2 separate regions of the Homo sapiens genome follow, and region 2 is linked to region 1. The links are chromatin loops, found by intact Hi-C in ENCODE. Cell type or tissue: PC-3. All regions are shown on one strand.

Region 1 (8,000 bases):
TACAAAGCTGTAAGTTCTCAGGTAGTACAAAAGGCTATTCAGAATTAACATCACTTAATAATAATTTTAGATCAGTGCTATGGGGCAATTAAAATGCTAGAGCTTGTCTTTCATGGATATCAGTCATCAACTGAGGTAGTATGTAATGACATTAAAAGAATAGCCATCCGTTTTTTTCTGTCATTCATTAAGCAAGATTTTGTGAAACTGTTCATTATATTCCAGGGAAGAGACATCATTCTCTGTCTCACAGAGCTTATGGTAGAACAGAACAATTTAGTACTTTAGATATTTAATTAAAAAATGGATTTTGTTTGAAAACAATTTGAAAATCAATAATGTCTTTAAAATGTCATACATTTACCAGAATATACAAAAAATAGACAAAAGTCCATCTGTTATGTTGTAGTTTGGGTCTAATCGGCAAAGCAGATGGAGTAACTATTATGTCTCTGGCATGGTGCTAGCAGTTGTGGGGAGATTAGAGCCAAGAAGAAACCAAAAAAGCCAAGATAACCATCTTCAGCCTCAAGTCCATAAAGATTAGCATGTGAAGTGCAGGACTATGTCATGTAGACAGGTGCTGGGAGAGGAAATTTAGATTTTGGACAGGCCCTTTTCCTTCCCTTGGTCTCAGTGTCTTATCTATAAAATTGGAGATTTAAATGACATGCTTTCCAGGGCCCTTTCCTTTCTAAAGTATGAGGAACAGGCCAGAAAAAGGAGACATCCTTTTGAGAAGGCCTCTGGGAGTAGGAGAGTTGTATTAAGAAGAAAGGAGGCATTGTGGGTGGGCACGGAGTCCTCATGACCTTTTGAGGTCCAGCAACCTCACCTAGGCAGGTCTGGCCAGACCCGAAAGGTTCATGCTTGGAGTAATAATGGTTAGGGAAGTAGATGGGGTTAGGCTCCACTGTGGAGGACTTGAATGGCAATGAGGAACCCCAGTAAGTATGAGAAGCTCTTGGATGGAAAGAGTGCAAAAACACCATGAAAGTAAATAAAGGTCGGAGTCTAGGTAAAGCTATCTCCCTGATATCTAGTCTGGAATGTAGGTGGTACCAGCCACCAAAACAGAGAGGTTGAGAAGGGGATCTGGTTCGGGCTGGAGAGTACTAAGAAGTCATGACTGGTTCCTGTTGCCTAGATTTCTAGTGGACAGGACTTATAAGGAGGTGACAACTGGGGCTCTGGGGCAGGTTAGGGCTCCATCGTACATTATATGTGGGAATCTGTGGACCCAGTTAATCTGAATTCACAATTGGCGTTGTTATTTAAGTGATAGCTGCAATTCACATATGGGACTCTTAGCCAAGGAAAAGGATGTTTGAATAAAGGAAAAAAGATCAATAGTTATGATTACATAAGAATAAGATATGCTTATCTGTCAAAAAAAAGCCAAAACGAAAAGGTTTCAAACTGGTAATAATATGCACAATTACAACAGACACAAAGTTGAAATCTTTACTGTACAAAGAACTCTCACGAGCTGATTAGAGAATCAAAGGACATGACCAGACAATTTACAACATAGGACCCCCAACTAGTTTGCAGACATGGAAAAACTGTTTTATTTCACTGGTACTAAAGAAATGCACATTTAAACATAGAATACTTTTTTTGCCTCTCTAACCCTGATTAAAACAAACAAACAAACAAAGCAAAACCCAACATATATCACCACCAAACAAAAAAAGTAGACAGTGCTGACAAGGGCATGGTAAATATCAAAATTCTCATACATTGTCAGTGGGAATGTAACTTGAATGATCTTTTTGGAAATAAATAGTGTAAACACAGAATATAAAAATATTTATTTCTATGACCCATAATTTCTTTTCTGGGATTTTGCAGAAAAACATACTTTTATACATGCTTTCATTCATTCACTCATTTATTTATTGATTCAGCAAATATTTATTGAGTATCTGGTATCCCTGTGCTATGTGCTGGGGTTACCGGGAAGAACCAGGTAGATGTGGTCCCTGCCTTCGTAGGAGTGGGAAAGATAGACAGAAAACAAATTATCAATTACTTAAAATTATATGAAGTGCCATGGGGGAAAAGTACAGGATGCTATGAGAACACATACTAGGAGACTAACTGGAGTTATCATAAGTGCAACAAATTGGAAACAATCTGAACATCCACATGGAGAAGAATGGTTCAAGAAATCTCAGTACATCCACTTGAAAGATTATTACAAAACCACTTAAATGTCCTTTGATAGAGCATGGAAAATTGCTAGTGATTTAATGCTAAGAGAAAAAGAGATAGAAAATTATGGACCCAGTACGACTACAATTATATTAAAGAAAAAAAGATAGCGAGCGAGCGAGCGAGAGAAATCATCTCCTACCCCTCCCAAATCTAAGCATAAAAGACAGAGACTGGAAGAAAAAAATAATAGAATATAAATAGATCTATTAGTGATTTATTTTCTTATTCTGCTTTTCTGAAGGTTTTGAGTTTTCTTTGAGTCTACATTACTTATATAATAACAATAAGCATTAACAATTTTTAAAATAATGTTTTACTAAGCTGTGATTAATTGCACACAGGTCTACTTTTTTGGTTCCTGGCTGGTTATTTCATTAGCCTCTTGATATCCTGGGAGCCTTTAATGAGGAGAGTAGCCTCAGCCCTAATAAACCCTCACCCTGAAAGGCAGAGGTGATGAGTCAGACATTGGCTGCTGATTTTCGATAACTGACTTTTATCATATTCCCACACAATGCATGGAACTCTTTTTATACCAGTATGGTATAGAGCTACTTGAGTGAATTGCTATTGTTTCTTTCTCATTTATAAATTATAAATTTTAATTTATAAATTATATGGAACAGGAAGTTAATAGTGGTACACAGTTGGAAATATAAAGCTTATTCTGCTCAGCCAGAGCCATCCGAGATAGTCTGGACTTTGGATCTCCATGAGCTTCTTTCTTAGTGAGTTGACACCAGGGCTGATGGTCTGGCTGGAAGAGTTAAAATCTTGGGGTTGGTAAAGGGCTATAGTTCTAAACATCCATAACTGGGAGCTTAGATCAGTTAGTGTATGTGTTGCTCTCGTCCAGCAGAAAAGGAGAGTTCACTTTGCTAAGCAGCGCCCCCTAGAGAAGTTTCACTGCATAAGAGTATTACCCCCAGTTAACCATAAATAAAGTTGATTAGAAATGTCATTGTCCAACTATTCCAATATCTGAGGGACCACTCTATGCACATATAGTGAGGTGCATAATCTTATTGTTGAAACTCCACTGAAACTACACCGTAGGTACAAGTTGTTTTGACAGTGTAAAGAATGTCCCTCACAGTTGAAAAGCTAATATTAACATTCTGTGACACATGAAATGAGGTATTTAGTCACTGAGTTTAAAAAGAGATGTATGGATGGGAATTTCCCCCTTTCCATTAAAGGATAATGAATAATCCACTTAATGGCGTATGTCCTCTAAAACAGTGTCCTTGTAAGCTTAGATAAATATTTGTCTAAACTTTAGTAAAATATTTATTGGCAAAAGAGCTTTTCTCATTTACTAGGTATTGAACTTTGCAGATTATTCAGTTGGTCTTATTGCATCCCATTTGTTATTTCTGCCATTTTGCCTCTAAAAACTGTGCTGAAGACTTTGACACATTTCAGAGCATTACACTAAATAAATCTGTCTTGCACATTCCACTGTGCTTTTTCTGGAATATTATAAATATTCAAATATAGGCACACACGCCGATTCAAAATACAATTTAATACATGCAAATTGTGCATAAATTCCATATTTATAACTTGGCAATAGTTTCGAACTTGTTATCCTATGATATAAATGTATCAAATAGGAGCTCATGGGAATTATCAATAAATGTATTTTTCTGATTAAACTGTGGGCTCTTTTTCAGTCACAATTTAAGCTTCAATTCTGAGTTATATTATAAGAGAATAATTTGCACTTCATTTACTCTGAATTGTCAAGAATCTTGTTCTTCCCCAATGTAAGTGTCTGCAAAGAGGACTTCTTATTCAGTTTGATTGCTTTTTAAATTTTACTAGTGGAGATGCCCTAGTGAGTCTGAGAGAATTGGTCTGTTTCTTATGAAGAGTTTAGTTCTAATGAGTTGCTTCCATGCACTGTTCTGTGCGAATACAGAGCAATTGAAATGTGCGGTGTATTGATTTACCTCAAATGGATTAGGCCTGTGTGCACCATTCCTTGCATTAATTGACTTTCTCCCATAACTGTACTAATAACTGCAAATCTTCAGTATAGTATTAGCTTCAATTTACTCATAAAGATCCTTGGGTTTTTGCTAACTTACTACAGGAGAGTCAATGCAAGCAAGAGTATTTAGAAATTGACTAGGGGGACCAAGTTACATCATACAACCCAGAAATACTTTTAAAGGGCTCTTTGATCATGGCAGCCAACTCTTCAGTTATTACAATAAATAGGAGTTGACTAAACTCACCAGTTAAGACCTAGATTATCACAATGGATGAAAATAAAAAATCCAGCTATATGCTGTGTATAAGAGACAAAGGTAAAACATAAGAACATAAAGCACACAAAAAGGATTGGAATAGGTACACTATGCAAACACTAGCCAGAAGTAAACTGATGTGGCTATGTTGATATCAGACAAAACAGACTTTAAGGTAGAACCATTATTGGGCATAAACAGATCACTGTGTAATGATTAACAGTTCAGTTTTTTTTTCAGATAACAATTCTAAACTTGCATATGCTTAATACCATAAGTTTGAAACGTATAAAGCAAAAGTTGGCAGAGCTAAAAGCAGAAATTATAAAATCTGATTTTTTTTCAGAAATTGATAGGTAAAATGAACAAAAAATGAATAAGGATACAGAGGATTTGAACAACATGATTAACAAACTCAATATAATGGGTATATATATATACACACACACATATACATATACATCTAAAATACACACATACACACACATACACGCACACACACACACATATATATATATAAAATCTGCACCCAATTGGAAGAATACACACACAAGTGCATATGAAACACTTTTGAAAATAGACCATATACTGAGCCCTAAAATTACTCTTGAAAAACTTCAGTGAATGAATTATCTTGTAGACCATACTATCTGATCATATGCAGTGCTTAGACATTGGGTGTTGTGTTAAACCTGAGTGCGTGTGAAGGAACGTTAGTAGTTTGCTATATTTGTAAGTATTACCAATCCTTCACCGACCACATAACATTTCTTAATTGACATACAAAAGTGAAGAACTCCAAGACTTAGGTAGTTTGACCCAGGTAACTTGGCCTTATTTTCCAAGAAGATCTATTACTATTTTGGGGTACCTATTGAGACAGGTCCTGTGCAAGGAGCATATTATATATTTTCTCATTTAATTCTCACGACAACCCTCTGAGGTAGATTTTTTAATATATACTTTAAGTTCTAGGGTACATGTGCACAACGTGCAGGTTTATTACATATGTATACATGTGCCATGTTGGTGTGCTGCACCCATTAACTCATCATTTACATTAGGTACATCTCCTAATGCTATCCCTCCCGCCTCCCCTCACCCCATGACAGGCCCCAGTGTGTGATGTTCCCCACCCTGTGTCCAAGTGTTGTCATTGTTCAATTCCCACCTATGAATGAGAACATGCGGTGTTTGGTTTTCTGTCCTTGGGATAGTTTGCTGAGAATGATGGTTTCCAGCTTCATCCATGTTCCTACAAAGGACATGAACTCATCCTTTTTATGGCTGCATAGTATTCCATGGCATATATGTGCCAAATTTTCTTAGTCCAGTCTATCAATGATGGACATTTGGGTTGGTTCCAAGACTTTGCTATTGTGAATAGTGTCACAATAAATGTGTGCATGTGTCTTTATAGCAGCATGATTTATAATCCTTTGGGTATATACCCAGTAATGGGATGGCTGGGTCAAACGGTATTTCTAGTTCTAGATCCTTGAGGAATCACCACACTGTCTTCCACAATGGTTGAACTAGTTTACAGACCCACCAACAGTGTAAAAGTGTTCCTATTTCTCCACATCCTCTCCAACACCTGTTGTTTCCTGAAATTTTAATGATCGCCATTCTAACTGGTGTGAGATGGTATCTCATTGTGGTTTTGATTTGCATTTCTCTGAAGGCCAGTGACGATGAGCATTTTTTCATTTCTTTTTTAATTATTACACTTTAAGTGCTAGGGTACATGTGCACAACGTGCAGGTTTGTTACATATGTATACATGTGCCATGTTGGTGTGCTGCACCCATTAACTCATCATTTACATTAGGTATATCTCCTAATGCTATCCCTCCCCCCTCCCCCCACCCCACAACAATCCCCAGTGTGTGATGCCCCCCTTCCTGTGTCCAAGTGTTCTTGTTGTTCAATTACCACCTATGAGTGATGTGATGTTTGGTTTTTTGTCCTTGGGATACTTTGCTGAGAATGATGGTTTCCAGCTTCATCCATGTCCCTGCAAAGGACATGAACTCATCATTTTTTATGGCTGCATAGTATTCCATGGTGTATATGTGCCACATTTTCTTAATCCAGTCTGTCATCATTGGACATTTGGGTTGGTTCCAGGTCTTTGCTATTGTGACTAATGCCGCAATAAATATATGTGTGCATGTGTCTTTATGGCAGCATGATTTATAATCCTTTGGGTATATACCCAGTAATGGGATGGCTGCGTCAAATGGTATTTCTAGTTCTAGATCCCTGAGGAATCGCCACACTGACTTCCACAATGGTTGAACCAGTTTACAGTCCCAGCAACAGTGTAAAAGTGTTCCTGTTTCTCCACATCCTCTCCAGCACCTGTTGTTTCTTGACTTTTTAATGATCGCCATTCTAACTGGTGTGAGATGGTATCTCATTGTGGTTTTGATTTGCATTTCTCTGATGGCCAGTGATGATGAGCATTTTTTCATGTGTCTTTTGGCTGCATAAATGTCTTCTTTTAAGAAGTGCCTGTTCATATCCTTTGCCCACTTGTTGATGGGTTTGTTTGTTTTTTTCTTGTAAATCTGTTTGAGTTCTTTGTAGATTCTGGATATTAGCCCTTTGTCAGATGGCTAGATTGCAAAAATTTTCCCCCATTCTGTAGGTTGCCTGTTCACTCTGATGGTAGTTTCTTTTGCTGTGCAGACGCTCTTGAGTTTAATTAGATATCATTTGTGAATTTTGGCTTTTGTTGTCATTGCTTTTGGTGTTTTAGACATGAAGTCCTTGCCCATGCCTATGTCCTGAATGGTATTGCCTAGGCTTTCTTCTAGGGTTTTTATGGTTTTAGGTCTAACATTTAAGTCTTTAATCCATCTTGAATTAATTTTTGTATAAGGTGTAAGGAAGGGATCCAGTTTCAGCTTTCTACATATGGCTAGCCAGTTTTCCCAGCACCATTTATTAAATAGGGAATCCTTTCCCCATTTCTTGTTTTTGTCAGGTTTGTCAAAGATCAGATGGTTGTAGATGTGTGGTATTATTTCTGAGGGCTCTGTTCTGTTCCATTGGTCTATATCTCTGTTTTGGCAGCAGTACCATGCTGTTTTGGTTACTGTAGCCTTGTAGTATAGTTTGAAGTCAGGTAGCGTGATGCCTCCAGCTTTGTTCTTTTGGCTTAGGATTGACTTGGCAATGTGAGCTCTTTTTTGGTTCCATATGAACTTTAAAGTAGTTTTTTCCAATTCTGTGAAGAAAGTCATTGGTAGCTTGATGGGGATGGCATTGAATCTATAAATTACCTTGGGCAGTACGGCCGTTTTCACAATATTGATTCTTCCTATCCATGAGCATGGAATGTTCTTCCATTTGTTTGTGTCCTCTTGTTTCATCGAGCAGTGGTTTGTAGTTCTCCTTGAAGAGGTCCTTCACTTCCCTTGTAAGTTGGATTCCTAGGTATTTTATTCTCTTTGAGGCAGTTGTGAATGGGAGTTCACTCATGATTTGGCTCTCTGTATGTTATTGGTGTATAAGAAT
Region 2 (8,000 bases), 320 kb after region 1:
GATAGGGAGCCATTGGGAGGGCTTAATTAGGGAATGACAGGTCAGGTATGTGCCATCTGGGGGTGTGGAAGTGGCATGGGACTGGAGACCTGAAGAGTAGGACGGGATGCTACTGCAATGTTTTAGTAGAGAAGTGATGAAGGCCTGACCCCAGGCAGTGGTGCAAAGGATGGATTTCAGAGCTATTAGAAACTGGAAAGGACTTAAGCGAATGTTTAGCTCTTAGTAGTGAGGGGAGATTAGAGGAGTCAAGGATGGCCCTTTGGTTTCTTGCTTGGACAACTCTTTCATTTGTTGCTATTATTTCGACAATTGCTTATCAGTGACAGGAAAAAGTTGGCCTAAACTTGTAGACACAAAGCAGGTTCACTGTGCATTGTTTATAAACTTCTATGGGTTTGGTGAGACAGAACACACTCATAAGCAACAAGTTACATGAAGTGGGTTTATTACTTACAGATAGGCAGCAAGGGACAAAAGAAGCCTAGGATCCACTGTGAGATGGTTTCCCAAGACTCAAGAAAGCTGCCTGGGTGAATGAGTCTCGATTAAGCATGCCTCACTTGCACCATAGCTGAGAGACCCCAAAAGGCAGCCTTTCCTGAGTTATATACCTCAGGGGCCATGTGACTCATTTAGCAAAGCTTTGAAGGACATCCTGCTTCTGAGAGAAAGGAACAAAGGCTGGGCTGTCCCAGGCAGTTCCTCCCTATCTCAAGATGTTAGATTCTCCAGGAAGGACTGGAACAAGGCTTTTGCTGTTTCAGGCAGTTCCTCCCTATCTCAGGATACTGCACTCCCAGCACATTCTACAGTTATTCTTAAGAATGACAAGCAAGAATGAGGGGAGTATTGTGTTGGTCCAAGGCCACCCAGAGAACTGTCATTCAGTAGAAGGTGGTAAACCTTTAACTGTGTAGTGCCTGTAAAGTCACCATGGGCATACAGAAGCACCAATCAGCCATTCAATTAACCCATGTAACCCAATGGGGAGTCATGGCTCCAATTTAAAAATGTGACACCTTGTCATTTTAATTAGGTGATACATTTGGTCACAAGAAAGTCCTGTCCAATTACTACTAAGTGAAACAGGTGGCGTATGATTTTCCTGGGGCTGAACTGGCCTCATTCAGTTAAAATTCAGTCAGTCCATTCAGCGGCACCCTTCAGTTTCATGTCAACCTGAAGAAAGATTTCCAGCAACTATCAGAGACTTGCTCTCACCTGCATCTTGCTCTGTTTTGATCAATGCCTGAATCCAGGCATTGCCAACAGGAACAGGAAAGTATGGTGAAGATATTGGGGGATATAATCAGAATGTAGATGTCTTTTGACAGGCTTAGATTTCCTCCATCAAGAAGAGATTAAACAGGGCCACAAATACACTGCATCAGTTCCTGACAATATAGATTGCGTTCCAGCGTGGCATATATGTGAAAGTATGAAACAATTGAGCTTACTGTGTATCAGTGGTGTGGTGTGGCCGCCAAAATGGTCCATGTGATCTGAGGCCACATTAAGAGAAATGGTGTCAAGAATGAGGAAGGTGATAGGCTGTCCCTTCTTGTTGCTTGTCAGATCGTGCTTAGCAGGCCATGTTCCAATAAAGTGGAATGCACTTGCAGGCAGACAACAGGATAGCGGGGCCTTGAAGCTATATAGAGAATAGTTGAAAACCATTTTTAGCATAAAGAAGAGAAGCCCTGGGGTAAATGCTGTCTTCGAATATCTGAAGCCACACAAGTGGAATTTTAAAAAGGTCCCTAAATAGACCATGATGGTCTGGAAATTACCACTTTGTGCTGACCACTCCGTACCTTATCTTCAGCCCAGGTTGCTCTCTGAGTGCCAGATCTGTTCATTCAACTCTACTCAGATGTCCCGCAGGCACCTCAGTCCTTCCTCCAGAGCTCTAGGAGGCATCCTTAAGTCCTCCTCCTCTTTCTCCCCCGAATCCCTTTTGTCACTTTTACCCGCTAAATATTTCTCTAGTCTGCTCCTCCTTCTCTTTTGCCTTGTCTTCTGCAGTGGCCTCTTAACTAACTTCACGAATTTCATCTTCATATACATAATGATCTTTCTAAAACACAGACCTCATCATGTCATTCCCCTGCTTAAAGCCCTTCAAAGCCTCTCTGTTGCCTGCAGAATTAACTTTGAATGCTTTAATATGGCATCTGTGGCCTTTCACAACCAGGTCCTGGGCTCCCTCTCCATCTTCAATTCCTGCCACTACTCCTTCACTCCCCGGGAGGTTTTTTGATGCACGTTTCTCTTGCACAATAGGCTGGTTTATGCCTCTGTGCCTCTGCTCATGCTGATCCTTCTGTCTCATACTCCTTTCCTCTCTCCTTGACTCATTTTTTTTTTTTTTTTTTTGAGATGGAGTCTCACACTCTGTCACCCAGGCTGGAGTGCAGTGGTGATACCATGGTGCACTGCAGCTTCTACCTCCTAGGCTCAAGTGATCCTCTCGCCTCAGCCTCCCTAGTAGCTGAGACTACAGGTGTGCACCACCACGCCCACTAATTTTTCTATTTTTTGCAGAGACAGGGTTTCACCATGTTGTTCAGGCTGGTCTTGAACTATTGGGTTCAAGTGATCTGCCCACCTTGGCCTCCCAAAGTGCTGGAATTACAGGTGTGAGCCACCGTGCCCAGTTGCCTCATCTAATTCTTGTTTTTCAAAATAAAGCTGCAGAAACCCTTGTCTTATCTTTAGGCTAGGTTAGAAATCAGTGTGAGGTGTTTTTTTTTAATCATACCCTGCACTTGCTCCAAGCATTCATGGCACACACAATTGAAACACTTTCCCCGGGTTTCCATGTCTTATCCCTGTCTGTATCCCCAGTGCCTGCCATAGTGCCAGGCACACATTAGGTGCCAAGACTAAGCAAGTCTTGACCTGACCTGACCACTGAGGGAAAACTGGCCATGTCTCTGTTTGCCCCCGACCCCAGCTGCATTCCCCAGCGTGCTTCTCTGATATTGCCCTAAAAGCTCTTCCTTGGATATAATGAGCATCCTGGATTCTTTTTCTGACATAACCTCCAAGGTGTTATCTTTACCTGCCTTCCTACTTCCAACACACCATGAAATTCAGGAGACCCCTGGACCCTGGACACCTACCCTTCAGCAGATCTTTCTTTCTTTCTACACATGGAATATTTCTAAGCAGCATCAAGTGCTTTCAGTTGAGGCATTCTGGGTCCCCAAGGCTATTTGCCCTGGAAGAAGGGGGCTGTTGACACTCACTGAATCTCTGCAGGTTTTGTCATATGAGTCTAGGTGGCTGTTATCACCAAGGCAGCAGTGTGTGTATGTGTGTGCCCCTCTAACTTCTCTGCTGCAGTGAAAATCCCTACAGTGTAGACACTGAGGCTGCCTACGTTGGGCTGTCCGTATTTCTTAAGGGCACTAGGTGACCTTCAAGTTGAATGCATACTGGATCCACACACCCACAACATGAGAGACCCTCTCTGAAAGTCTGTCTCTGTGTTGCCTTCTCTCTATCCATGTTGGGGTAGGGGTGGTGCTTATGAAACATTGATTGTGTCATTAACCCTGGTGGTTGGGATGTATTTGCTCTGAAAGGCTAGGAACAATGTTTAGGAAGGAGAGCTGCAGACTTCCACTGTGGTGCACTCTTAATATTTACCAGAAGATGTCACTGTAGGCTTAAACCAATACAAGAAGTTAGGGCAAGAAGACTTCCAGCTAAGCATGAAGGTGACTCCATTTTGGGGGGTTAGAACACCGAGCAGCCCCCATTACAATGCATGCCTGGAAAAGCTGGTTGAAAGGTTAATCCAAATGTGTCACAGACCTTAATAAATTTCTTTTTTTTTTTTTCCAAATAATCAGACTAATTGCCACTAAACTGTTGCCTCAGGGCTAGCATAAAGGCTCAATAAGTATGCACTGAATGGATGAGTACTAAAGCTAGGAGTGGAAGGAGGGAACCCAGGGCTTTAGTAGTCATCTTTGTTGGTAAAGGCTACTGGAGAACAAAAGCTGCTACTCTTTAGCAGTGGCTTCTCATAGAGATGAATTTTAGTGGCACCAACAAGATCAGGTCCTAGGGAAAGTAGTGAGACAAGTGAAAGTGCTCTTGGCCCCTTTTCCATCCTCACTCCCAGATGCTTCTCCTGTGCCCAATGCTTGTTTCTTCCTGAAAAAATATATAAAGTGATTTATTTTAAGAAAAACCTTCCTGTGATTTTTTGCAAGGCACTTAGAAGATTATCCAGAGTTTTTATGTCATGAGGCATGTCCCTAGCTCTCTCCTTCCTCTTCCCCAGGATAGTTCATCAAGTAAGCAGTTAAAGAAGTTACTGAGATTCTGCTTTATGCCAGGGATGAAGGCCAATGTACAAAGCTGGAATGGATGGGATGAGGGCTATATAGAAGAATAGGACAGAGCCCCTGTCCTTGAAAACATAGTTTAAGTGGAAATATAAACAATTAATTGTAATTCAGTATCACACATTTTTGGGGGAGGCAGTGGGGTGGAGGGGTAGGGTCTCACTCTATTGCTCAGGCTGAAATGCAGTGGCACAACCACAGCTCACTGCAACCTCCGTCTCCTGGGTTCAAGTGATTCTCGTGCCTCAGCCTCCTGAGTAGCTAGGATTACGGGAGCGCACAACCACACCTGGCTAATTTTTGTATTTTTAACAGATGGGGTTTCACCGTGTTGTCCAGGCTGGTCTCAAACTCCTTACCTCAAGCAACCCACCCACCTCAGCCTCCCAAACTGCTGGGATTACAGGCATGAGCCACCGTGCCCAGCCCCAGTATCACAAATATTTTAACAAAGGCTAAGTATAGAAGTGCTATGGCAACACAGAGGAAGAAATGATAACTGGCAACACAGAGTGGGGTACATTTTTTCACAAAAGAGATGGTACTTGAACTGGTATTGAAGGATGAGTAGAATTTTCCAGCCAAAGAGGGAAGATCATGGCAGGCAGAGCAAGCACCATGTACAGGATAGAGGCATAGGAGATAGATTTCAGGATGCCTGAGGTGATGGAAGCCCCAGTTGGGAGAAACGTTTCCTCAATGAACATCAGCCAATATTCAGTTAAGCAGGTGGCTGAGCAGGTTCCCTGTGGCTCCTCATGTATGTGTAGAGAACAACCACTCCCTCAGATGGGAATGAATATTTCAGAAAAGTTGCAAGCCATTCTCCGGGTTTCCTTTAAGAAGCTAAATGCTAATATTCAATGTTTATTGTTGCTTTCTTTCCACAATATGCCCTTCTGTGGCCTCGTCCTTCATCTTCTGTACCTGAGTGGTAACCCATTTCTCATGAAAAGCACAATGACACGGTTCTCTCCTTAAGTATGCCTGATTGTATCATGGACTTGATGTTTCTGGGGCGTGTGCCTACCATGTATGGTGTGAGTGTGTTAACATGTGGTTTAAATGTTTGCTAGTCTGCTATTTGAGCAAAGAACTTTGTTTGAAGCCCTAAAGAGAAGACAGCCATACAGCAAAGCCTCCACACTTGCTGACATCCACGTGCCCTTTTAGTAGATAAGGAAAAGGGACATTTTGAAGCTGCTGATAGAGTTAAGTTTCCTATCCTGGGAATATTATCATAGGAGCAAAGGTGGAAACCAAGGTAGTAGCTTGCATACATGCCATTGGCAGCTACCATGTCTATTTCAGTCAGTGACTAACCACAGCGTTTATTGCTGGAGGCCCTGGGCTACTCTGCCTATCTCTACATTCCACTTCCATAATGTATGAGCCATAATATGACAACAGCCAGAATCAAGAGTATCATATCATACACTCTTTTAATGAGTTTTTTAAAAACAAAAAGATATGCAGATTAGACTGGATATTAGAAAAAATGCTATTGCATATTTAATAAGATTCGAATTTGAACCCACTTGTCAACTCCATTTCACTCCAATAAAGTATGTGCTTCCAATGAGTCTCCATTTCATGATCACTAAATGGTTTAGAGTGGGGGGCATGAAATAAAGTGGTTGCCTAGTTAGCCAATGGTGTCATTGGGAAGATTTTGTCTTTGGTTAGAGAGGGAGAAAAAGAGGGGAAGGGGGAACGAACGGGAGTGAAGCATGACAAGGTCAATGTCTGGAATCTAACCTTTTCATACCTGTTTTAGCTGAAGTATCAGCAAATTGGTTGAAAAAATTAGCTATCTCTAGGCTAGTGAGACTCAGAGAGGGGACTGCAGTACAGTTTACAGGACAAATGCCATCAGATCCCTGTCATTTTTGCTTTGCCTTCCTTTTTAGCCAGTGAACACCACATATGCCATGTACCTCCATGACTCCACTTATTTCGCCCATATCTCTGACTGTTGGTTTTTGTGCTTCATCCATAGGAACTTCCACTACATCACCATCCTCCGAGACCCAGTGTCCCGGTACTTGAGTGAGTGGAGGCATGTCCAGAGAGGGGCAACATGGAAAGCATCCCTGCATGTCTGCGATGGAAGGCCTCCAACCTCCGAAGAGCTGCCCAGCTGCTACACTGGCGATGACTGGTCTGGCTGCCCCCTCAAAGAGTTTATGGACTGTCCCTACAATCTAGCCAACAACCGCCAGGTGCGCATGCTCTCCGACCTGACCCTGGTAGGCTGCTACAACCTCTCTGTCATGCCTGAAAAGCAAAGAAACAAGGTCCTTCTGGAAAGTGCCAAGTCAAATCTGAAGCACATGGCGTTCTTCGGCCTCACTGAGTTTCAGCGGAAGACCCAATATCTGTTTGAGAAAACCTTCAACATGAACTTTATTTCGCCATTTACCCAGTATAATACCACTAGGGCCTCTAGTGTAGAGATCAATGAGGAAATTCAAAAGCGTATTGAGGGACTGAATTTTCTGGATATGGAGTTGTACAGCTATGCCAAAGACCTTTTTTTGCAGAGGTATCAGTTTATGAGGCAGAAAGAGCATCAGGAGGCCAGGCGAAAGCGTCAGGAACAACGCAAATTTCTGAAGGGAAGGCTCCTTCAGACCCATTTCCAGAGCCAGGGTCAGGGCCAGAGCCAGAATCCGAATCAGAATCAGAGTCAGAACCCAAATCCGAATGCCAATCAGAACCTGACTCAGAATCTGATGCAGAATCTGACTCAGAGTTTGAGCCAGAAGGAGAACCGGGAAAGCCCGAAGCAGAACTCAGGCAAGGAGCAGAATGATAACACCAGCAATGGCACCAACGACTACATAGGCAGTGTAGAGAAATGGCGTTAAATGGCTCAAAAAGGCCTGTACATACTTCTCCCAAAGCGCCACTGAAAAGATGGCATAGCTTAAAAGATGAAAGTGTCCAAACACATCCTGCTTCCTTCATTGGGGAAGTTTTAAAAAAAAGTTTAGATGTTGCCTTTACAGTTGCCTTTCAATTCAGTGTTATACTGTGTGTAGGTAAAACAAATCTCAATATGGAATTAAATTGTCTTTTTGGGGTTGGACTAAATATGAAATCCGAAAGCCAAACCAGACTCACCAGAAATTGCTGTTTAGATATTTTAAGAAGTTCTTAAATTAGTTATGGAGACAAAGTGAAAACATAAAATGTGACCATTTAACTTATGGCTAAGAAATGGACTTTAAATTATTCATGATACACTGTTAAAACCCAATCTTGGAATCAAATATTTTTTCCAGGGGTGAGAATAAGTATAAACATAAAGCAACTAAAATGAAACATAAAACCTTTTATTTTCTTCTGATTTTAACAAGGAATCTATTTAAATAGAATAACAACTGATGGTGAATCTTACCGAGCTGTAGAAAATAAAAAATTCCTCTCCAAACATGGGTAGTTTTATGTCAAAATATTGGCTTTTCAAGAACAGGACTCATATCTTGATATTTAAGAGATGTTTAAAATTTTAAACTTTTTCTACCTTCTACTGTTTAAAGGTTTTACACAGGGTGTATCTCACATTAAACAAAACACCTTTTTTTCAAAATGAAATACCAATGTAAAGATCTAATTTCCAGGCGCTTTCAG

The links. Peaks named below come from ENCODE experiments on the same cell type or tissue, not always from the same donor. Only the 100,000 strongest peaks of a DNase experiment are listed, where the experiment ranks them.
Region 2: a loop joins it to region 1, with 3 times the contacts of the local background. A loop is called at or near these places in 1 of 110 quality-filtered maps.

Annotation. Positions count from the first base shown.
Region 1 is chrX:132,944,198-132,952,197 of GRCh38, reverse strand. The region is part of intron 2 of HS6ST2 (heparan sulfate 6-O-sulfotransferase 2); the gene reads left to right. Among named protein-coding and RNA genes, the nearest start is that of HS6ST2, 10 kb to the left of the region's middle. In PC-3, a CTCF peak has its summit at 3,134 (motif pointing left); no DNase peak of the experiment used is centred here; H3K4me3 peaks cover 482 bases; H3K27ac peaks cover 3,369 bases.
Region 2 is chrX:132,627,457-132,635,456 of GRCh38, reverse strand. HS6ST2 (heparan sulfate 6-O-sulfotransferase 2) reads left to right here. Exons shown (of 5, transcript NM_001394073.1): 5 at 6,364-8,000. The coding sequence ends at 7,234. Among named protein-coding and RNA genes, the nearest start is that of HS6ST2-AS1, 36 kb to the left of the region's middle. In PC-3, CTCF peaks have their summits at 3,446 and 3,648 (motif pointing right); no DNase peak of the experiment used is centred here.